2 separate regions of the Homo sapiens genome follow, and region 1 is linked to region 2. The links are chromatin loops, found by intact Hi-C in ENCODE. Cell type or tissue: dorsolateral prefrontal cortex. All regions are shown on one strand. Links, peaks and the distances in the headings refer to the core of each region. The heading gives the core; the rest is flanking DNA.

Region 1 (5,375 bases), core at 108-5,107, 100 kb after region 2:
CTTCCAGTGGGTCAATACTAGAGGCAGTGGTGTGCTGTCAGTGCTTAACAGCAGACTCCCTTGGAGGAAAAAAAGCCTTTGTTATTGTGTTCCATGGTGGTGTCAATATTCCTACTATGGCCAATTTCAAGTGACCATGATGACATCACCAAAAGGCAAGTTGGGAAGAGATACACCAGCAAGCAAGCTTGCTCTAGCACACTGCTGGCTGGAGGCAACGGGGAAGAAAAGGAAGTAGTTACCTGCATGTCTGCAGGGCCTATGGCCATAATAGAGAAAGTACTGGGAGTCAAAGAAAAACAGGGCAAACAACAATATCTGTTTTCCGCAGAGAAAAACTAGAGAGAATGTTTCTAGTGTCAATAACCTGATGTGGCTCAGAAAGGAAGAAAAGGTGATGTATTGAGTGGCGACAACATTATTGGAAAGACAGTCCAGTATTTTTTTTTTTAAGACGGAGTTTTGCTCTTGTTACCCAGGCTGGAGTGCAATGGTGCGATCTTGGCTCACTACAACCTCTGCCTCCTGGGTTCAAGGGATTCTCCTGCCTCAGCCTCCCGAGTAGCTGGGACTACAGGCGCATGCCACCAAGCCCAGCTAATTTATGTATTTTTTTTAGTAGAGACAGGGTTTCACCATGTTGGCCAGGATTATCTGGATCTCTTGACCTCGTGATCTGCCCACCTCAGCCTCCCAAAGTGCTGGGATTACAGGCATGAGCCACCACGCCTGGCTTTCAGGACAGTCCAGTATTATCCACATACACAAACTGGCCTGGCCTGTAGCAACTCTTACAGAACAGTGGCTTCTCCTGCATTCAGAGGTGCTGGTTTATATCATTTTAGGAGCTGATGTCTATTGTGGGCAGTTAGATAATGATATTAATCCACACGTATGTTATATATTATTAATATATATCATTTATTGAGTAACTATTGTGAACCAGCACTTTATATATTTTATGTCTAATCTTCACAACCCTACAATGTCAGTATTTGTATTCCCATTTATTTTTTTGAGACAGAGTCTTGCTCTGTAGCCCAGGCTGGAGTGCAGTGGCATGATCTCGCCTCACTGCAACCTCCGCCTCCTGGGTTCAAGAGATTCTCCCGCCTCAGCCTCCTGAGTAGCTGTGATTACAGGTGCACACCACCACATCCGGCTAATTTTTGTATTCTTAGTAGGGATGGGGTTTCACCATTTTGGCCAGGCTGGTCTTGAACACCTGACCTCAGACAATCGGCCTGCCTCAGCCTCCCACAGTGCTGGAATTACAGGGTGTGAGCCACTGCGCCCGGCCTTGTATTTCCATTTTTACAGATGAGGAAACATTGACTCGGTGACACTAAGGAAGGAATGTCTTTCCAAATTTGTCAAGGTTCATGATAGTCCTCATGAACCTGCGGGTTTCATGCATGAGATGCAAGTGACGAGATCAAGAAGTCAGCCCAACTTACAGAGTGCATGCTCCCGATGCCTCTTACTCTTGTGCTTTGTTACCTATGAGATCGCATTTAGAGTATTATAGAACAGGAATTTGATTTTTCATTTTAAGGCGGACCATGAAAAAAATGGAGTGTATCAAGAGAAGAGTGGTCCAGGATATTTGTGGGTCTATAAATCAAGTCCTCTAAGGAACTGAGGCTGTTTAGCTCAGTGAAGATGAAAAGGAGACACCATGAAGATACATCTCCAGCCCTATGAAAGGCAGCCATGTGGAGGAGTGTGGAGGATGCTCTGTGTGCCCCTAGAGGGTGAAAATGGGCCCAGTGGATGAAGACTTCAGTCATGCACCCCGTAAACACTTATTGTGCACTGATTTTGTTCCAAGTATTGTTCTAAGTGCTGTCTAGGGAAGAAGATGACAAGGAATGGGACACACAATCCTTGTTCAACATCAGGAAGAACTTTCTGAAGATCAGAGCTGTCCAGTAACGCAGCAGGCTTCTTGAAAAGTAGTGAGCTTCCTATCTTTGGAGTATTCAGGAGGAGGCTGGGTGCCCACTTATCAGAATGTGCTAGGATGAGTCTTTTGTGGAGTGGTAAGTGGAACTAAATCCCCTTCCAGTTCCAAAATTCCACATCTACATTCAGCTTTGTTTTGGCAGGCTAGTGTGCGCTGTGCTGAAAGAGTGCCATCCTGACCCCCCACTTCCACCTAGCCTTGTCCGCCCTGGTGTGTGCTCCGAGTTCTCTGACAGTGAGCTGAGGTGGGCCAGTTAGACTGGAAAGTGGCTGCATCTGTGACAGGGATGATGGAGTTCTGGCGGGTTTGTGTGGGCTCAAGGAATGCGGCATTGAAGCCATGTACACACAACCTGCTTAAGAACATCCCATGGGCAGAAAATGTTTTCTTCCTCTTTAGCCCTCCTCTGTTGCTGTGCCAGGCGGGCACAATGGTGCCTTTGAGAGGGGCAGCTGGAAGGGGGTGTTGGCAGGCAGACTGGAAGTAGAATATTGCAGCTGGGGGTGGGGGTGCCCAAATTCATTTCCAGGAGTGAGCCGGCACTGGGTGCCAGTTTCCAAAACAAAACTGCTGTTTCTCAGAGTTCACAGTGATGGGTTGCTTCAGAGTTGGACAGAAGGCAAAGCTGTTTCCTATCCACTGCTCCACCCTCCCCAGGTGTTTTTTTCTCTTTCTTTCTTTTTTTTTTTTTAAACTAGTGTGTTAAGGGATTCTTGCTCTGGATGCAGATTAATAGGCTTTGCTGTCTGTCTGGGAAGCTGAGGCCAACCTGGAGTGGATGGGGCTTTTTGAGGGATCACACTTTCCTGCAGACAAAGCAGGGCCTGATGGCCTGGGGGCCAGCAGGGATCATGGGCAGGTAGGCTTCTGAGCCATGAGAGAGGGCTCAGAATGGAGACCCTTTCTGCCCTGCAGGGTGACTTCCACCCTACAGCCACCTGGCACCCTCACTGCCACATGAGCTCTGCCCACTCACTGTCTTAATTCTGTTGGGTGGGAAAGAGGTGGGAGAATGTTGGCATTTCCTGTCCTGGTTCACAGTTGTCCCGGACCCTCTGCTACTATCAAAGATACCACCAATAGCTTCCTAGAGATGGGCGTGGGAGGCCTTCTCACTCACTGCGCAGTTAGGAGAAGGCATGAGTGCCAGCCATCTTCCCCTTTGTGTTACAAATGCAGCAAGGTGGGCCCCTTTTTCTGGTAGCTTCCAAGAAAAAGGCGGGACTTGAGGCTGGCCAAGTGATCATTGCTAATGTTCACACCAATTGTGGAATTCCCTATACTTGGTTCAATTTTATAATCAACAAACAACTATTGAGGAATTAGTTCATTTTAGGCATTGTGCTAAGTCCAGGGGTATAGAATGAATAAGATAAAGTCCTTGCTTCAGAAAGCTGACTGCCTGATAGATATGCCAAGTCCTGAATGGGAGCCCCTTTATCAACTAAATGGACACATGACTTTTCTAAAAGCAGGAAGGTAATGCAGAGGTCATCTCCTACTGCAGGTCCCGTGGCATTGTGAAGGGCATATGGGCTGGGGATCACAGATTGAGGCTTGAAACTCATCTGATCTTGGGAGTACTTACTTGTTTTATGAGATGCAGTTTCCTTGGGTAAATAATGGGAATAATACACAACCATGCAGAGCTGTTATAAAGATGAAATAAGACAGAGCTTGCCACGTGGTAAGTACTCAGTAAGTTGCTGCTATTGTTATTCATTTGTTGAGCCTAATGGGCTTGAGATATAACACGTGTGTGTGCACAGTGGTATTTATCCAACCCCTTGTAGATTCTATGACCTTCTTTAAAGATTCAGTTCTTCTACCTTCTTAATTCCTCTTCTAGTGAAGACTAAGATTAGTAAGTTTATGACTTCACAGGATAAGTTAGAAAAACAAAGACATATCCACTATAGCCAACAAGACATATTTGTATATAATATTCTCTGTTTAATAACCTGTGATTGTAGAGGAAGAAAAGGATTGTAATGTTTCTCTTCCCTGAGGTTCCCAAATCTCCCATGTGTGGTGATGAAGATCATGAATTCCTCTGAATATTCTAAAAAGTCTAGGTCATTTCCCACTGATGGGGCCTCGCAGTTTATTATTACTTAAAAGATGCATTTGTTTGGTAGACATTGCTTGGGGAAAGTTATTCTTTTAGTAAGGGACCTTGGTGGTAGAAGACATATGCTTCCTGGGGCTGGGACAGAAGTTGGCTGAGAGGATCTTCCAGAAAGAAATGTATTGTGGGAGAGCATTCTGACCCAACATGCTGAATCACTTGACCCCCAACTTTGGTCTTCTGAGACTTTCTTGGGCCCCATCTATTAAACATGCTGCATATCCCTCAACAACTACTTTGTGAAAATGTAGGCATAAAACATAATCTTTAAAAGTTACTTCTAAGTCCACGGAAGACACAAAGTAGATAGAGCCAGGAGTCTGAAGACAAAAGAAAATCAAAGTAATTCACAAAGAACAAAAGAAATGGAAAAGAACCGGAAAATAAAAGCATATGAATGAATAGAGGCTTGAAGTGAACTACAGGGTGCACATTAGTAAGAAATAAAAAAGAGGGTCATTTAAGAAAAAGAAAAAGTTTTATGTGCCAGAAACTGCAAGCAAACAATGGAATTTTGTAAGGGAAAGTTGACAGAAACAGTTTTTCTTTAGTAAGCTGAACGATTCTAAGCATTAGTGAAGGAAACTCGTAGTCAGTGCACGACTGAAAGAGACAGAGATGGGGATGATGGAGCTGCATTTAAAAATGAATAAAGATTTAATAAGCCAAAGAATCACAGAGGTCCTCAGGAGGCCTGATGATAAAGAAACAAGGGCTAACATTACCCTAAGATTGAAACGAGGCCAATGTTGTAGCAGTGCTGATTCCTGGTTGGTGGGATTGGGGGTTATTTTCTTTTTTGCCCCTCTGTATTTTAAAATGTTCTGCCATGAATTTGGATTACCTTTGTAATCGGGAAAAGAGGTTAGCCCACATATTAGGAGTAGCGGAAAGAAACCGATTAGGAGGAAGCAGAAAGAAACCAAGTGGTGAGAACCGGTGAATGGGCAAGAAGAAGCAACCAGAAGTGGCAGGAGCTGCCTTGGATGGTCTCACAGTGAAGGTGATGCTGGAATGAGGGAGCTGCTGGACTGGATTGAGGAAGGGGAATAAACTAGAAGGAGGAGCTCTCTCAGGACCATTCTAGCCTTACTTTTGACTCCATGGTTTGATATGTAATCAGGTTGGCCCTCTTATTTTCCACGAACTCAAAATCCCTTCTAATGCTCTTCTCAACTTTCCCTTCCCCATGCGTGTTTCCATTTCTTCCACTGTGGCGGCATGGACAGGCTGTACGTCAGCCAATTCCTACTTTCCTTACTCCAGGGAAAGGCTCTACCT
Region 2 (5,375 bases), core at 106-5,105:
AAAAAATTGCAAAACTAAACCTTAAGCTTTAACAACCCTTCTATAATTTACTCCCAACTTACATAATTCTCATCCACACTGGCACTAAAGTGAAATGTTAACAGTACTTGAAATAGGATTTAAGCACTGTGGAAAATCTTATCTTTAATTTCAGATTGAAAATTCATCCTTAAAATCTGACAGGAGAAAATCCAAACCCTAGGGAAATGAGTTTCTTCCCCCAGAACCATTCCCTTCTATCTATAGCCCCACTTCTCCTAAAAGCAGAAACTCAGCAAGTACGTCAAGGGTGCCTAAACTGTGACTTGCTCTCTAGCACATGCAGTCTTACTGGGAAACATAGCATTAGCTGCTCAAAGTCTAAATGCAGCCTAGCAACACTTGGCTAGTGTATGTGTTTAAAAGAGGAAACAGAAAATGAGAAATAGCCCTAACTAGCTTTTGTTCTCTTTATCTAGAAGGTCATCCCAAGGACTCAGAACTCTGGGTTTGAGACCCTTTACAGTGTTACTTCCCCACCAGCTGGAGGCTGGGGCAGCTGGGATGGGAAGGGCATGTGGTAGGGAATGCGGTGGTGTGCGGGCTGTATGCACCAGGTGTCCACAGTGCGCAGAGCAGGCGCTGTGGCCGAGGCGGGACATAAACACGTGACAGGGCTCCTCTGCTTCTGCAGACACTTGGAGCCTAAGAAATGTGATTTGTTTCCTGTTTCAATAGGCATAAAAATGGGGAAGCAGGGACTATGATTATTAGTTGTCAAAATACTAAATACCTCCCAAAACCCTATGCTGTTTCCACCTTCTTCCGCAAGAAATAAAATTCCATGGCTGCTGGGGAAGAAAAAAAATGAAGAGGGAGTTGAGGAGAAGCAGAAATTTTCTGAGTCGAGATATCCCTCAGCACAGCAAAGTTATCCCCCCTCAATTATTCTCTATTAAAATTCAGATGAGGAAACTAGGGGTAGGCTCCAGGATCCGGCCTTTACTGTGGGTGACCATGTGAAAGAGACATCCCCCCCTCTTCTATTCTACCTTTTCTATGGGAAAAGTATAAAAGACCCTCATTAAGTGCTCTTGCAGGCCATTACAAAGCATTTCCAGGCACTCAGCTGAAAGTGTTTATGTAAGCGAAGTCCTTTTCAGCCCCTCTGGAGAAACACAGATATCAGCAACCTCCTACACAGCTGATATCTAGGGTTACCTCCTGAGAGGTTTCAAACTCTCTCACAAAAGGACAATCTGCCCAGGCCTGTTCTTTTTTTAATAGGGAAGGGAAGGCATGCTTGCAAGGCCAACTTACAGCAAGGGAAAAAAAAATCCTTGAGGCAAAACACAAGTGCAAACTGCCTTATTAAGTTTGTGAGGATGAAGAGTAGGAACTAAGAAGAGCTCTTTAAAATCCTGAGGAAGTTGCTCTGGATCATTACTATTAAGTTTTGTTTTGCCTTTTAACTGATTGTCCTTTTTATGCTCATCATACATCCCTGGGCTATCCCACAGAGAACACTGGACGTGTGTCTGTGAGCTGCCGGTGAGCTACCAGGTAAGATGTTGGAGGATGTTTAAGTGTGGAAGCAGCTAGGTGTGGTGGCTCGAACCTGTAATGCCAGCTATGTGGGAGGACTGCTTGAGGCCATGAGTTTCAGACCAGCCTGGGCAACACAGCAAGACCACCCCCAGCACACCCGCTTGGCCAATTAATCAATCAATCAATCAAGGCTGGATGCTATTTTGAGGCACGTGCACCCTTAAAACCTGGCCTAGTTTTGGCATGATGAGGCTACTTTGGTTTGGGGGTTGCTCAGAGGCTGGGTTTTTCTGGTACTTCCAAGGATGTTCATTTTGGGAGGCAATGCATTTGATTAGTGTCCAGTGGAAGGGTTTACAGCCATAGTGAGGTTCCCCCATTGCTCAGTACCAGAAGTTTGAGTACGGTCGTTTAAAAAATACTTATCTGACCACAGTGGAAAATTAAACAGGAGTGAAGGCAAAGGAGTAGAAAAACTACAACTTTGTCTCCCCCTGTGTTAAAATTGTAAGCCTAAGCAAGAAGTGTCTGTGTCGTGGCAGGTAAACACCTGGGCTATTCAGGCCTGGAGTAGAGGGGAGGTCAGAGAAGAGCAGGCAGGAATCCTCAATGGGGAGCTAAAGCCACAACCCCACGGGAAGGAGATAAAAGGGTTTAACAGCCTCAGATCAAGTCTCAACACCTCCCTCTCCAGGGGAAGCTAAACCACCCTCTCCTCTTATTATCACGCCCTTTAGACAGCTACAGTCTAAAATGAGAGACAAAGAAAGGGGAATGGGCTTCACTGGCTTTGTGGGTCAGCGGCAGCTCTTCCCCAGAATCCCAGGCCATCAGCCCGGCAGTTTAAGGGTTAAAGTGAGCACTTAAAAGAAAACTCAAACCCCATTAAGCCCAGGCTTGGAGAACAGGGAGCAGCAGGGAAGCCAAAGGAAACTAATTTTGGAGGCTCTCCAAGCTGCCAATCACAAGCATATTTCTAACAGTCCCAGTGTTGTTTGAGTTGGTTGTTTTTCCACGGGCTGCACAATGGGGTCTGGTTATTCATTGAAAAAGTCTGCAAGTGAGCCCCGCCCTCCATTCACAACCAATTTGGAATGCTCCATTCAGGCAAGAGGGGGAATCTGCAGCTCTGCTAGCTGGGGCAGACCTAATAGTGCTCAGCGCCCAGCTGTCGCCGCAGGGACGCTTGCTCGCTCAGTACGCTGTGTTTACGTAAGAAATTCAGACACGGCAGGGGATCTTGCCTGCTGTGCACCCTTCCTAGGATTCAAATGGCCAAGACCCTTGTGGAAATCTGCAAGGCTGTGCAAAAGTCCGCTAGAAGTAAGGTCAGAAAGTGCCCTCTGGCAAAACGGGAAAGGCAAAAGAAAAACTATCATGTGCCCCTCGGTTCAGAATCTGGCTGTAGCTACCAGCGGAGAGAAACAGACTTCAGTGGTATTTCTCCTGCCCCAGGGTGAGCTGGTTTGCATTAGGGCACAACTCTCTCTGGAAGCCTGCCTCTCCAGACCTTCCTTCCCATTCACTGCTGGTAGCTACATCGGGAGCCACCTGGCTTCCTCCCCAGGGGAGGAGGGCTCTGGAGACACTACCAGATTTTCTGGCTGCAGAGGAGGGGACAAGCTACCTATTAAGACAATTTCACAGTTCCTTTTTTGGCTTTGGATCCAGCCTGAAGAGTTCAGAATACCCTCCTGAATGCTCATGAGACATCAAAAGGGAAGAATGTGGAGATCTAAGGTTGGAGGGTGAAATCTACGCCGAGACTTTGCAAAGTACAAGGCAAAAAAAACTGGCTTTGCTTCTTAGATATTTTTTCCAAACCTTCAATAATCACCCTGAGGGAAAGCGGATGGAGCCCGTCTGACAACCAGACTTTATTTCAAGGAAAAGCATACTTCTTTATGAAAAGCAAATCCAGGAGATAAATTTTAGCTCATGGTTGTTTCCTTTTTTTCATCACATATTTGGCTATTTTCAAATGTCTTATGTATGCTTCTTCTCACTGCCTGCCCTCATGTCCCCTCCAGCGAACTCAGTGCCACTGGAAGCATTTCTCTGAAGTCCTTCTGACCACAGAATCCCCATTCCATGCCTCGGCTGTTCAGATCAGCCTCAAACTCCTGGCCTTTTAATAACTAGATCTTATCCTGCTCCCTGGAATCTTGCACTCTCTGCTTCAATTTTCCCCTAGATGCTTCTTTCTTTTTAAACAAGGGAGCCCCCTTTATTTTCTATGCAGAGTCCTCTTACGGGGAATTCTTTTCCCTTTAACATCTGAGTTGCTAACCCACTGTCATTTGCCTGCCAGGCCCAAAGGTGTACTTACATTATGGTTATAATTTATACATACACACTCTAACTAGTGCCGGCACATACTAGGGGCCTGGTATCTTGCCACTCCTTTAAGCCAAGCCTAGAGGGATAGGACAATGATAGAAACTGACGACCAAAGCCTCTGTTAAATGAGCTTGATGAGTTCACAAAATGAATTTTTAAAAAAGCAACCTAATCCGGTAATGGCATCAGCATGCCTGGCACTTGTCCAAGAGCTGGGAGCTGCAACATGACAAGCCTCTGAGCTCCTTGGATTCCAAGTGGAGAAGCACTGTGTGCCAGGGCACAGATGGGGCCCAAGCTGCCTCAAGGGCAGCCGTATGCCCGAGAGGGGGCTGTCAGCCTCTGAGGCTGGATGTACTTTACCACCACTAAAACCCAAGAAATGTGTGGAGGGAACAGTTTCTCGGCAGAGAATCACACACCCCACCCCACCACCAAGAAACATTTTTTTCTAGGGCTGAAATTAAAACAATGATACTACTAGATGGTAGAAATGGGAGACAGTACACATTTTCGGCTTCATTATGCTACCCATGCCTTACTCCTGTAAAACTGAAGAATGCTGAAAGAGGAGGGGATAAATGGTAATTTCTTCATGGATGCCAGGATTTTGTTACTTCTGGCACCTACACAAGTGATCTTGACACAGATGTAACTCCCCGTCCCAAATCTTTCTCACCAAATACAAAGGACTGGTAAGCCTACTGGGTTTTGTTAGATGACTAACAGCGCAGAGACACAGAAGGGTAAGAGAAAAATTCAGTTTTAAATAAGCCTAACTGAATTAAAGGTAGACGAAAGCAGATTTTGTAAAACAGATGGCTCCTTTAAGTAAATGCGTACTGTAGGTCTTGGGTCCTTCAGAATACTGAGTCTAAGAATCTTTGAGGCTATCAAAACAGGAAGGATTTCAAATCATTTAGCACCCTCCCAGCAGTAAGGTACTGGGCTAACTAACAAACACTTTGAAAGTAACACTGTAAAACCTGGAGTCAAAGAATCTCTCCTCCATGTTTTCCTCACGCTTTCATCAGCATTCTTTTCTACCTTCAGAACTACTGATTCCTGAAAAGTATAAACCAATGGCCTTGTTTTCCCTCAAACCTCTTATTTTTAAAGTGCCCACTGTTTTCTTTCTTACCTTGCCAAACAAAAAGACTTTAGGATGATCCTTTTGAATAGAGGTGGCCCAAGCAAGAAAACGTGGTGTTTTGCTACACCACACCTAGGACCAAAGACCAAAATGATGTACCCTCTCCAAAGGAAAGGCACTGCCTCTACTGTACTAAACTCACACATTAATAAAGAAATCCAGCTGAATAATCTCATCGTGAAACAGGATTAAGATCAATGTGTTTTAGGCTCAAGGGCTGTCATAACAGTTAATCCTATTTCCCCAGCCGTCTATTGCAATGTATTTATGAAAAGTCGATTTTATCAGTTAATTAGCTGGTCCTTAGGAAATTACTTGTACTTCCTCCAGTTGTTCCATTCTCTTTGAAACACAG

What was found. A loop is a pair of places that touch in the nucleus more often than their neighbours do. Peaks named below come from ENCODE experiments on the same cell type or tissue, not always from the same donor. Only the 100,000 strongest peaks of a DNase experiment are listed, where the experiment ranks them.
Region 1: it touches region 2 in a loop (7-fold over the local background); 15 of 110 quality-filtered maps call a loop at or near these places.

The regions. Positions count from the first base shown.
Region 1 is chr3:186,198,514-186,203,888 of GRCh38, forward strand. The region is part of intron 21 of DGKG (diacylglycerol kinase gamma); the gene reads right to left. Among named protein-coding and RNA genes, the nearest start is that of ETV5, 92 kb to the left of the region's middle. In dorsolateral prefrontal cortex, for the core only: no CTCF peak of the experiment used is centred there; a DNase peak (open chromatin) is centred at 2,448; H3K4me3 peaks cover 856 bases; H3K27ac peaks cover 1,747 bases.
Region 2 is chr3:186,095,324-186,100,698 of GRCh38, forward strand. The region is part of intron 5 of ETV5 (ETS variant transcription factor 5); the gene reads right to left. Among named protein-coding and RNA genes, the nearest start is that of ETV5, 11 kb to the right of the region's middle. RefSeq lists an enhancer at 2,263-2,776. In dorsolateral prefrontal cortex, for the core only: a CTCF peak has its summit at 2,596; DNase peaks (open chromatin) are centred at 618, 2,618, 2,978 and 4,098; H3K4me3 peaks cover 1,473 bases; H3K27ac peaks cover 4,631 bases.